Regions from separate parts of the Mus musculus genome. Here region 1 is linked to region 2. The links are chromatin loops, found by intact Hi-C in ENCODE. Cell type or tissue: gastrocnemius. All regions are shown on one strand. Each heading gives the region's core, and the rest is flanking DNA. Links, peaks and the distances in the headings are about the cores only. Region 1 has its middle 14 kb from the start of Fdx1. Region 2 holds the start of Rdx (radixin).

What was found. Peaks named below come from ENCODE experiments on the same cell type or tissue, not always from the same donor. Only the 100,000 strongest peaks of a DNase experiment are listed, where the experiment ranks them.
Region 1: a loop joins it to region 2, with 3 times the contacts of the local background. A loop is called at or near these places in 8 of 42 quality-filtered maps.

Annotation. Positions count from the first base shown.
Region 1 is chr9:51,974,835-51,980,214 of GRCm38, forward strand. No RefSeq gene overlaps it. Among named protein-coding and RNA genes, the nearest start is that of Fdx1, 14 kb to the left of the region's middle. In gastrocnemius, for the core only: a CTCF peak has its summit at 2,746 (motif pointing right); a DNase peak (open chromatin) is centred at 2,763; H3K27ac peaks cover 261 bases.
Region 2 is chr9:52,044,906-52,050,285 of GRCm38, forward strand. It overlaps Rdx (radixin), which reads left to right and starts at 3,036. Exons shown (of 14, transcript NM_009041.3): 1 at 3,036-3,527. It also overlaps the pseudogene Gm6981. In gastrocnemius, for the core only: a CTCF peak has its summit at 2,965; DNase peaks (open chromatin) are centred at 3,077, 3,315 and 3,944; H3K4me3 peaks cover 3,011 bases; H3K27ac peaks cover 3,019 bases.

The DNA.
Region 1 (5,380 bases), core at 64-5,063, 70 kb before region 2:
ATTTATAGGGTCAAAATCAAAAGTATATCTCAGCACATTCCTAGGTGACTCATGGGTTCAAGATCCCTGAACCATGCAGAATCCTTGGTCTTCATATCAAAAATTCACATTGTTTGATGCTACATAACCCTGAAGATACTGTTTTGTCATTTATCTTTCTGTAAAAACAAAGCAAAGCAAATAAAAAACCAGAAGAGTTCCGTGTACTCTGTCCTCCTCTCCTGTCCCCAGAGTCCTTCCTCCGGTCATGTCAACTTTCATGTTATCACGTCACTGATTGATAAAAGTCAAAAATAACTTCCACCCAGCTAAATATCATGGTCAGTTTCCAGTTTTCCAGTTTTTGTCTCTCTTACTTCATCAGTACCACTTGTCATGTCACCAGCAAATGCCACACTTCCTCTCACAGTGTGAACTGACGTCACTCAGAGTTCTGCTCTTATCTTGGCCACTGCTTATTCTGTCTCATGGGTCTCCTTTGCTCCCCCAACTCTAATAAATGTTAGGGTGTTCCATGAACGAATCTTCAAACTTCTATTTCTCTCTGGTTTTATTAAAGGAATCTCAGGTCAGCTGCTGGATGAAAATACATCTACAGATCTGTATTTGCTAAAGCATAAATTTTTCACTCCAGGCCAGACCACTAGTCTAATATGATTTCCCAACACCGATTTAATATCTCCATGTAGAGACTAACATATACTTCAATTTAAAATGGCAAAAATGACTGGGATATGTGTGTGTGTGTGTGTGTGTGTGTGTGTGTGTGTGTGTGTATTGTATTGTATAGTGATTCCAATGTGTGTGTCTGTTTGTACATCTAAGTACATGTGGGAGAACAAAGGTCAATGTTGGGTACCTTCATCAATTGCTAAGTGCTTTTGAACCTCAGTTTTTGAAACAAGGTCTCCCATTGAACCTGGGACTTGCTGGTTGTCGTTGACTGGCTTGTCAGCAAGCCCCTGGGATTATGTGGCTCCTGAGTGCTGGGATTAATTACACTGCATCCAGATTTTGATGTGTGTGTTGGGAATCCAAATTCAGTTTTGTTTGCTTACTTTTGTTTTGGAGTTTTTCTGTCTTGGTTGGTACTTGATTGGGCTTTTTTTTTTTCCTTGTTAAAAGATTGTTTTTGTTAGAAATTGAGCTCAGGGTCTCCCACATGCACACGCCCTTCCGCTGAGCTAAACATCACCCCAGTGCTCTAGTTGTTCTTAGGCCAAATTAGTGGTCATGGTAGGAGTTCTATTGAGATTTTATTTATTGTATATATGTGAGTATACTGTTGCTGTCTCCATACACACCAGAAGAGGGCATTGGATCCTATTATAGATGATTGTGAGCCACCATGTGGTTGCTGGGAATTGAACTCAGGACCTCTGGAAGAGCAATCAGTGCTCTTAACCACTGAATCATTTCTTCTGCCTAGGAGTTCTATCCTTTACACCACATGTAGTCAATTGATCAGTACTGCAGGCTTTCCTTTGCTATCTTTAGGGATTTTTGCAAATGGCCCCTCACCAGTTAGTCTTTGCTTATCATAAACAGCATCTACTCTCTCTCACTCCCTGCCTCCCTTCCTTGCTTTATCATTACAGCACTCATCAGCCCTTCGCACGCATGCTTCTTTTGTTTCCATGGCAATGCTTCCTACCCTCAGAATTTAGCGATTCTAATACTGTACTCCCAATGTCTAAGTCAGCATTGTGTCATTGTACCTTTCAGTAAGTATTGCCTGGGACTTGAGAGTCTAAGTCAACTGAAACAGACAAAAACTCATTCAAGTGTCTGAGATTCATATATATCCCAGACCAGATTTCCTTACATAAGGTAGAGAAAAAGAGTGTAATTGTATAAATGATGTATCTACCTAGAGGATTTTTCAGAGAGACAAAGTTTGCATATTAAAAACAGCAATCAGGGCCTAAGAGACTGTAGCATTTTCCGAATAAAGCCTAAAAGCTGGGCTGATCTCTAGAAACCACACGAAAGTGGAAGGAAAGACCCAACTCTACAAAGTTGTCCTCTGGCTGCTACATGTGCCGTGACAGTTGTTTCCCTAAGTAATATTGATGATAATGCTAAGAAGAACAAGCAGTTGAGTATCAGTGACACGGGTGTAAGGTGCATCTTCTGAGAGCTCCTCCTAGCCCAGGTAATGAAGTCATGTATCCATGAGGCACAATAATAAGGTCTGGCAATTCTATCTATGAATGAGCAGACAGTTTGGAAGAAGAAACACTACATCTAAGTGCTACATACTACATTTGTATCGTATCACCTCCATCTCCATTAATATGTTGAAATCCTACCTGATCCCACAGATAGGAGGGTCGTCCTCTTTGGAAGATGATTACTACTGGGTCAAGTGGGCAGATGTCCGTGAATTGGATTAGTGTCCAGTGAAAAAGACCCTACAGAGATCCTCTAGTCAACCTTCCTTACCGTAAAATTGTTTTCATTGCTTCTTTATATTTATGAATCATAATATAAATATGTGCACTTTCCAATGGTCTTAAGCAATCCTTATGAAAGGGTCATTCACCCCCTAGGGGTAGAGAGCCACAGATTGAAACCTCTACAAGGTCTTCTACCATGTGACATACCATAAGAAAGTGTCATCTGTGAGACAGCTGGTCCTAACATCACATCACATCTGTTGCTCTCCTAACCCTCTTTGCCAGCCTCTGTAGCTTGGGAGGGAATCTCCCAAGCAGATCCAAGTAAGGACAGTGCTGGCCACTTCCGCCCGCTAGGTGGAGCCCGAGGAAACAGAAAACAGTCTCTGGTAGCTTGCAAAACTGGAGATTCCAAGACCAGCCCTGAAGGGCATGTGCCAGGTCCAGTGGCCTCCTCAGTTGGTTGGAGTCAGGGGAGGGGAAAGAGTCTGAAATGAACTAACAGAGTAAACAGCAGGCACAGCAACTCCAGGTACAAAGAATAACAAACCAGTTTAGTCTGGAGCTGAAGGGCGTGCTTTTGTTTTCACAAAACTTTGAACCTTAGAAATGAGGGGGTCAAAGGTGCATTTGGGACACTCTCTTGATTAGAAGTAAAAGATTAATAGTTATATTAAAATTAAACCTATTGCTGACAGGATAGCTCAGTAGCTCTTGCCACTAAGCTTAGATGTCCTGAGTTCGGTTCTCAGGACACACAGACAGACTCCCTGGGGTTGATCTCTGACTTCCATGCATGCACATCCATACTCTCACACAAACAAGTAAAATAGGTGTGAATTTTTAAAACATAAAGTTTTAGGCTGTAGCTTTAGAACAAGTACATGGAGGAGAGGAGAAAAAAGGTATTAAGGAGGATGTTTGTAATCCCCCCAACTAGCTGCAGCTGGCCAATGACACCTAGGAGTATAGTTCTGCATAATTTGATCATTGTGATAGTTAAAAAGTTAACAAAATGTGTTGAATTATATTTCACAGATATGCCTTTTGACCGCTTTAAAACGTGTCACATATCTCATCATCAGAAAATATCACACAGAGACTTGCCAACAAAAGGAAGGACCCAAGAGGCAGGACAATCTTGGGTTCAAAGGCTGCCTGGGCTACATGGGAAGTCCCGGTCTCAGAAAATAGTAAAAAGGAGAGGAGAGGAGAGGAGAGGGGAGAGGGAGAGGGAGAGGGAGAGGGAGAGGAGAGGAGAGGAGAGGGGAGAGGGAGAGGGAGAGGGAGAGGGAGAGGGCCAGGGAGAGGGAGAGGGAGAGGGAGAGGGAGAGGGAGAGGGAGAGGGAGAGGGAGAGGGAGAGGGGGAGGGGGAGGGGGAGGGGGAGGGAGAGGGAGAGGGAGAGGGGGAGGAGAGGGGGAAGGATGGATGATTATGATGCTTTTAGTGCATATGCAGCTGGGTGAGGAGACACTGAGGTTCCAACATAGCCCCCATCTCCTCTTTTCATCAGCCCAGAGTAAGCTGAATGAAGACGATAAAGACCTTGGGAACTTGATAATATTGGCTCAGCAGCCTAAGGACCTCCATAAGTTGAGGATTGATGTCTTAGTCTATCCAGTCTACTATAACACAATATCTTGGGCCGGGCAATTTACAAGTAATAGAGATTTGTCGCTTACAGTCCCAGGGCTTAGAGATGCCATGGTGAATGCACTAGTAGTCTGGATGTTTCATTGTTGTGGATGGGCCTGGTGCTGTTTGTATTTTGATGCTAATTCTGCTCTCCTGGGAGGGGCTTCAGACAAGGAGTGAGTCACACGTACTCAGATGACTTCTTGTGAACCAATCCCCTAATGAATAAAGGAACCAATCACTGGGTGAGTAGGCGGGACTTCCAGGTTGGACAGAGGAAGAGAGGTAGCAGGAGAGAGCTAGGTACTTTTGGACGGGGATAGTGTGAGGACAGGGATAGCATGAGGACAGGATGTAGCTACTAGTGTCTCCTAGTTTCAATGGCAGATCTGTCAGGATTCTCCACCAGAGGATTTAAATTTAATAAGGTTTACAAGAGTAGGATTCCTTTCTGAACTAAGTTTGTGTTGTGTTTTCCTTCACGCGGAGGTTCATCCAGGTTCAGGAGAGAAAGTTATGGCAGCAAAGTGTGGGTTTGCTGGAGGTACACCACAAAGGCCGTGGGGGGTTTGAAGCACAAGGTTGGCATGGTAGCAAACTGCCAGTGGGAACCTAGCAAACTGGGTGGAGAGATTTTGGAGTTCTGAGTCAGAGTCTCCATGAGAGAAAACAGGTCGGCCACTGCCCACCCATGCTTGGTTGGCCAGACTGCTGGAGCAGCGGTATAAGTGCTGGAGCAAGTCGATTTTGTTTTGTTTTGTTTTGTTTTAAATATTTCCCACAACATTTCATATATTATCCAGACATTGATGTTTTCCTCTCTCTTTTCTCAGTGGTAGGAATCATAATCAGGGCGTTGTGAATGCTATGGAAGTGCTCCACAACTGAACTCTACCCCAAGTCTTAGATAGTGCCTCTTGCTGAGTTCTCGTGTGACTGCATGACAAAAGTGGGAAAGCAGGCTTGCTTCAGTTTCCTTTAGAGAGGCACTAATCCCATTCAGGAAGGCAGAACCCTCAGGACTTTGTTGCCCATCCCCCCTCTCAGAAGCCCTGTTTCGTTGTTTGTTTTTTAATTTTCATTAGATATTTTCTTTATTTACATTTCAAATGTTATCCCTTTTCCTAGTTTCCCCTCGAAAAATCCCCTATCCTATCCCCCACCCCCTGTTCTTCAACCCACCCACTACCGCTTCCTAGCTCAGGCATTTGTCTATACTGGGGCATAGAACCTTCACAGGACCAAGGGCCTCTCGCCCCATTGATGACCAACTAGGCCATCCTCTGCTACATATGCAGCTAGAGCCATGAGTCTCTCTGTGTGTTTTCTTTGATTGGTGGTTTAG
Region 2 (5,380 bases), core at 107-5,106:
TAGAAGGCCTCTCTGGCTCTTTCAATCTTTCTACTTTCTCCTCTAAACGGTTCCCTGAGCCCTGAGGGGAAGACTCTGATGGAGACATACATGCATTTAGGTCTCTCTCTGCACATTGTCTTGCTGTGATGCCTGTATTTGTTCCCATCTACTACAGGAGGAAACCCATCTGGTGATGGCTGAGCAAGACACGGATCTATGGGTATAGCAAGATCTATGGGTATAGTAGAAAATAAGAGTAATTTTGTAGCTACATTCCTTTAGCAGAACAGTAGTATTTGCTGTCCCCTAGGTCCTTTCTGGTGTCAGCTCTTGGTCATACAAGCAGTGTCAGGGATAGGGTCCATCTCTTGGAGTGGGCCTGAAATCCAATTAGATAGAGGTGGTCACTCCCACGTGGCATTCCTCTTTTCAATGCCTATGTCTTAGAAAGGAAAAATCCTGTACTGCTCAATTTACCTTTCTAACCCTCACTCCCCACCCCACCCACCCCAGGACATCAATCACATGCTGCTGCCTTTCCTGGCTTCTCTGAGGCAACTTCTACCTACCACTTTCCTCTCACCTCCTCTGGGAAGTTCTCTCAGAGTGAATTGCTCTCTTCTGTGTCTCCCTGGACACTGTGTGTAAACTTTTATTACAGCCATATTACACAGCACTGTTGGCTTTCCTCACCACCTAAACAGACGCAGGATCCCAGCCTCACTTAAACTAGCAAGAGGCCTAGAGCTTTGTCTCTAAAACAAGACAAGCAAAATAAAACAACAACAAAAACCCTTCATCTATAAATTATTTTCTTCATTTAATAAATACATTTTCTTCATTTCAGGAAGTACTTTTGCGTGTGCTACTGAGACTAATGCTTTAAAATTCCAGATTAAATTATAGTTGGAATTCCAGAAGTGACAATGAGCAAACATACTGTGGCAAGTCTAGTAAGAGTGTAGCATAGACATTTTGGCAATATCTCATTTTACATTTTTCTTTAGAGACAGGGTATCAGTATATAGCTCTGGATATCCTGGAACTCACTCTGTAGACCAGGCTAGCCTTGAACTCTGCTTCTACATCCCAAGTGTTTGCATTAAAGATGTGTGCCACTAAACCTGACTATGATTTTAAAACATCTTATATGCTATTTAAAAATATATCTTGACATCTATTGAATAATATCAGGTATCTTTCAAGAACAAGACTGTTTTAGGAAGTACGTATGGTTCTTTCCTCCCCTGAAGCTGAACTGTTTGGGATTAGGCTTTGGGTAGTGGAAGAGCATTTAGGTGCTCAGCAAGGAAATTCAGTTCTCAGCACCAGGAGGCACACATACCAACACCACAGCATTGAAGGCTTTGGGATATTTTGATTGAATATTCAATACTTCATTTAAAAGTGCTAATATCTGATGTGAAGATCAAAATAAAGCAACGGTATGTGTGTTTCCTCTTTGATTTTGTATCTAATAGGTATTACTGTGATGGAGTTTTTAGTCTATTCCAGAGTATTTTCTTCAGATGTGTTCTGAGCTGTGGACCCTCTGAACGACTGACTCTCCCACCAAACTGCTTTTTAAATATTTGTCTCTGTTTCCATTTTCCCATCCACAATGTTTGAGAGTACCCTTTTTATCTTAGCAGCTTGAATACTATCTTTTACTTAAATATTTACGAATATGATGGCAACTGAAATGCTACAACTTGGGTTGCATCTGCTACTGCAGGACATAGGATAAGATCAGAGCTCTTAGATTCAGACTTTTGAGTCAAACATGCCTTTGGGGTTGGCCATGGCTCTGCCATTTCCTAGCCAGGTTATACTGACAACTAACTTTTTTGAAGCTCCCCTTTATTCATTAGCTTCTTTTAATGCCAATAATAGCTTTTACCTTGAGCCCAGGGTTGTTGTAATCATTAAACAAGGCAGTCATGTGAAAGCACTTCACTGTTCTGAACATAAGACCACGAATGAATGCTTCGTTTTCAGTTGCAAAGTGTACCACCGACTTCCGACTTTAGTTTGATTAGTGTACTACTTGGGACTCCCATGACATTTTTACTGTCCCTATCTTTGTTGCACCCGTGGGGAGAGGGTCCACAAGTATTCAGTTGGTGGTCTCAGAGAACCACCTAAACCTGTTTTGGCTACAAAGCACACAGCTGGTTCCCATCCTTGAGGAATTTGCAATCTAAAGACTTCTGAGATTAACCTGGAGTCTCTGGGGGCTTTTTAATTGTTTAGTGAGGTCTCTTGAGGGTGAAGGTGGTAGCTCACTGAGGAGGAAGCTCAGAGAAAGGATCTGCAGAGTCCCTGGAAGAGCTACTGTCTCAGGAAAGGCAAGTCTAAGGCTTCCCTAAAGATGGCGTATTTGTCCTGTAAGAATTACGTACATTCGCGTTATATTTGTATTGACAGTTCGTTTACGAAAGAGGTATTGAGTAAACGGAACGCGGTAGGCAGGTAAGGATTGAACCATTGCTGTGTGTACAAGTGGCACCAAGTGTTACTCTAAATCCCAGCAGAAAGTACTGAGGGCAGGCAGCACCGAGGTAACCCCACCAGAACGCAGCCTCGGTCTCTCTCTCTAGCGAGTGGATACAGTGAGACTATGGTCAGACTGGTAACTTTTTCCAAGTCTAGAATAATTTAGGTTTGGCTGCTCTTTGGGCCCTACTTCCAACTTTTTTTTTCCTTTCTCAGCCTACTCCTTCTAACCGCCAAGGAAGGAGTATCCCTGCTAACAACAAGAACAAAAAACCTGATCGCATTATAGGGTCATACCCACTGGCGTTTTGAGGGAAGTTAAAAACACTGCAAAATTTAAAACCAACCAGCCTTTCTAGCTGGTTAAAAACCTGCACACATTAATGTTCTTTTTGTTGTAAACACTGGGCCCACTTCCCTCTCCTAGCCCGGGATCCTGCAGCCTAGCACCGAACTGCACCCTGGAGCGGCTGCCGAGGGGATCCCCCCTCCTCCCGGGAACAGCTCCACCTCGGGGGCGCTGGAAACGCCCTCCGTGAGTTCCCTGGCACCAGCGGGAGTTTCAAGTTTCCACTCGCGGGGCGGGGGCAGGCGGCGGGCGCGCGGCGAGCTTCGGGCCGCGCGGCTCCGCTTCGTTCACTGCGGGCTTCGGACTCGGGCTGGCCCGCGGCGTCCTCGTCCCGCGGGGAAAGCTTCGCGAAGGCCCCGCAGCGCGTATTCTCCCCCCAACCCCCGGCTGAGGCCCACTCGATTCCGCCCGGGGCGGCCGGGAGACACGCTCGCGGGGTTGGCGCTCGAGCCCCGGCCTCGCCCCGCCACTGGCGGCCCGCGGGAGGAGGGGGCGCAGGGCGGCCCCGCCTTCCCCCCCGAGGAGGCGCCGGGCGGCCATATTGCCGAGCTGTCTGCGGCGGCTGCGGCGCGTCTTCTCTCAGGCGGCTCAGGGCTCGCACCGCCGACTCTCCGCTCGTTCGCCGCCAGCCACGACGCCCCCGCCGAGCCGCGCCTCAGCCAGCCGGCGGCGGGCAGGGAAGGAGCCACTCATTTTCGGGGTAAGCCCTGCTCGGCGCGCTCCCCCGTCCCAGGCCCCGGGGGCCGCTCTCCCCGCCGAGGCGCTGAGGTGGCGGCCAGAAGTTGCCGGGCTGTGGCGCCGCGGCCCGGGGCCTGGCGCGCCTCACAGACGGACTCGCGCCTGGCCGCCCTAGAGGCGCCGTGGTCGTTAACGGCTGAGCCACGCCACTTACCCGGAGTCTCCCGCCGCGCCGTCCGCCGTCGGCCTGGCCGCCCCGTGCGTCGGGCGGTGCGGGTTCCCGCCGCCGTGGACTGGGCCCGGGGCTCGGGTCGGCGCGCCCTCGGGGGCCGCATGGAGCGTAGGTCGCACGCTCTCTCGCAACCCGGGGACGGGGACCGCGAGGCTAGAACTTCTCCCCCGGCCTCCCGTTTGAAAGTCGGGGTGTTGGATTACTAGAGAGCGTGCGGACGCGCGAGCCGCGGAAAGGCCGTCGCGTTGCCGGGTCCCGCCGCGCAAGCCCGCGAGGCCAGGCCCGGGCTCCCGGCCGCCCTTACCTGGGGCTGCAGTCACGGCCCGCGCCCTCCGGGCCCCCCGGCTTGCCCGCACCGCGGAGTCGCCTGGCGCACAGTGAGCAGACCCCACCAGGAAACTCAGCTTTTCTGCCTTTCGGGGCTCCCAAACTCCCATCGCCCAGCCAAGTTTGAAAGGGAGTAGTGCGTTATTTCAGTTGAATAGTCCGTTCCTACACAGATGTTTCTGTAAACGTTGCCAGGATTCTGGGTGGTTTTGTTTTTTTTTCCTCCCTCCCCAGAAGAGTGGTTATTCATTGGAAATGTGTTTTAAGAGGTCAAGTTTATAATTTTTTTTTTTAAAGTACAGTTGAGATTTTGTAAAAAGAGGTGTGAGGGAGATGCCCGGTTGGCTGTGCGGAGGCACCAAGATTTGCATGATGTAAATGTAAAAGCCGAAGATAACAAGGGTTTATGTGATAAAAGAATACTTGGACACTGCAATCTATTGTTGACCGAGCATCTTTTTTTTTTTAATAGAATACTTATAAGACTGTGACGAAGCACAGAATAAACAATTGCCTTGTTCATTTTGCTGCATAAATAATGGCTTAATCTGCTTGCCAAAACTGCCCCATCAGATCTGAAAAGAGAGCCTAATGTTTAGGATTGCGGGCTTTTTTTTAATCTTTAGAATTCTGTCACTTGCACCAGTGTGTACTTTATCTTTCATAATAATAATTTCTTCAAATATGACAAAATGCAGACTCCTTTTCAGATTGTCAGTATGCTGTGAAAAGAACCACAGTGGCTTTCATTGCATAGATCCCTTTGAAAACTGTATTTTGGAACATTACTCGGGTAGTCATTAGGAAGTCTTTAGCTTGTCTGCGTGAGGAGGAGTTGCCCTCTGTGGGCCCTACAAACTCATTTGCTCATCTGTAGCTTCACACGGGAGAGAATGGAGGAGGGGCTCAAGAGATGTTTGTAGAGTAGATTTAATAGATTTTGCTGTGTGGAAAAAACACATGAATCTTAATTTTGTGGGGATTATGATTACCTGGGTAATTACACAGCTTCATTGCAGCATTTCTGTGTAATGGGTGGGGACAACAGGTTTGCTGTCTCCTTCTCTTAGTAGCTGTTAGTAGTTGGGGGTAGGGGGGATGGGAGATAGGTGCACCAACTGAGTTTTGTTCCTTGCTTCACCATTCCCAAGAGCAGAATGTATTTTTATTAACTGGTTTTTAATCTCTGGTGACTGGTTGGAAGACTTATTTTCACTTTTTCAATCTCTTAATATAAAATTATGTGCAGTCTAGTATAGTAGATCTGAAATGTTGAGTGATGATGAGAGTTCAGAGTTTTCACTTAAAACTTAACA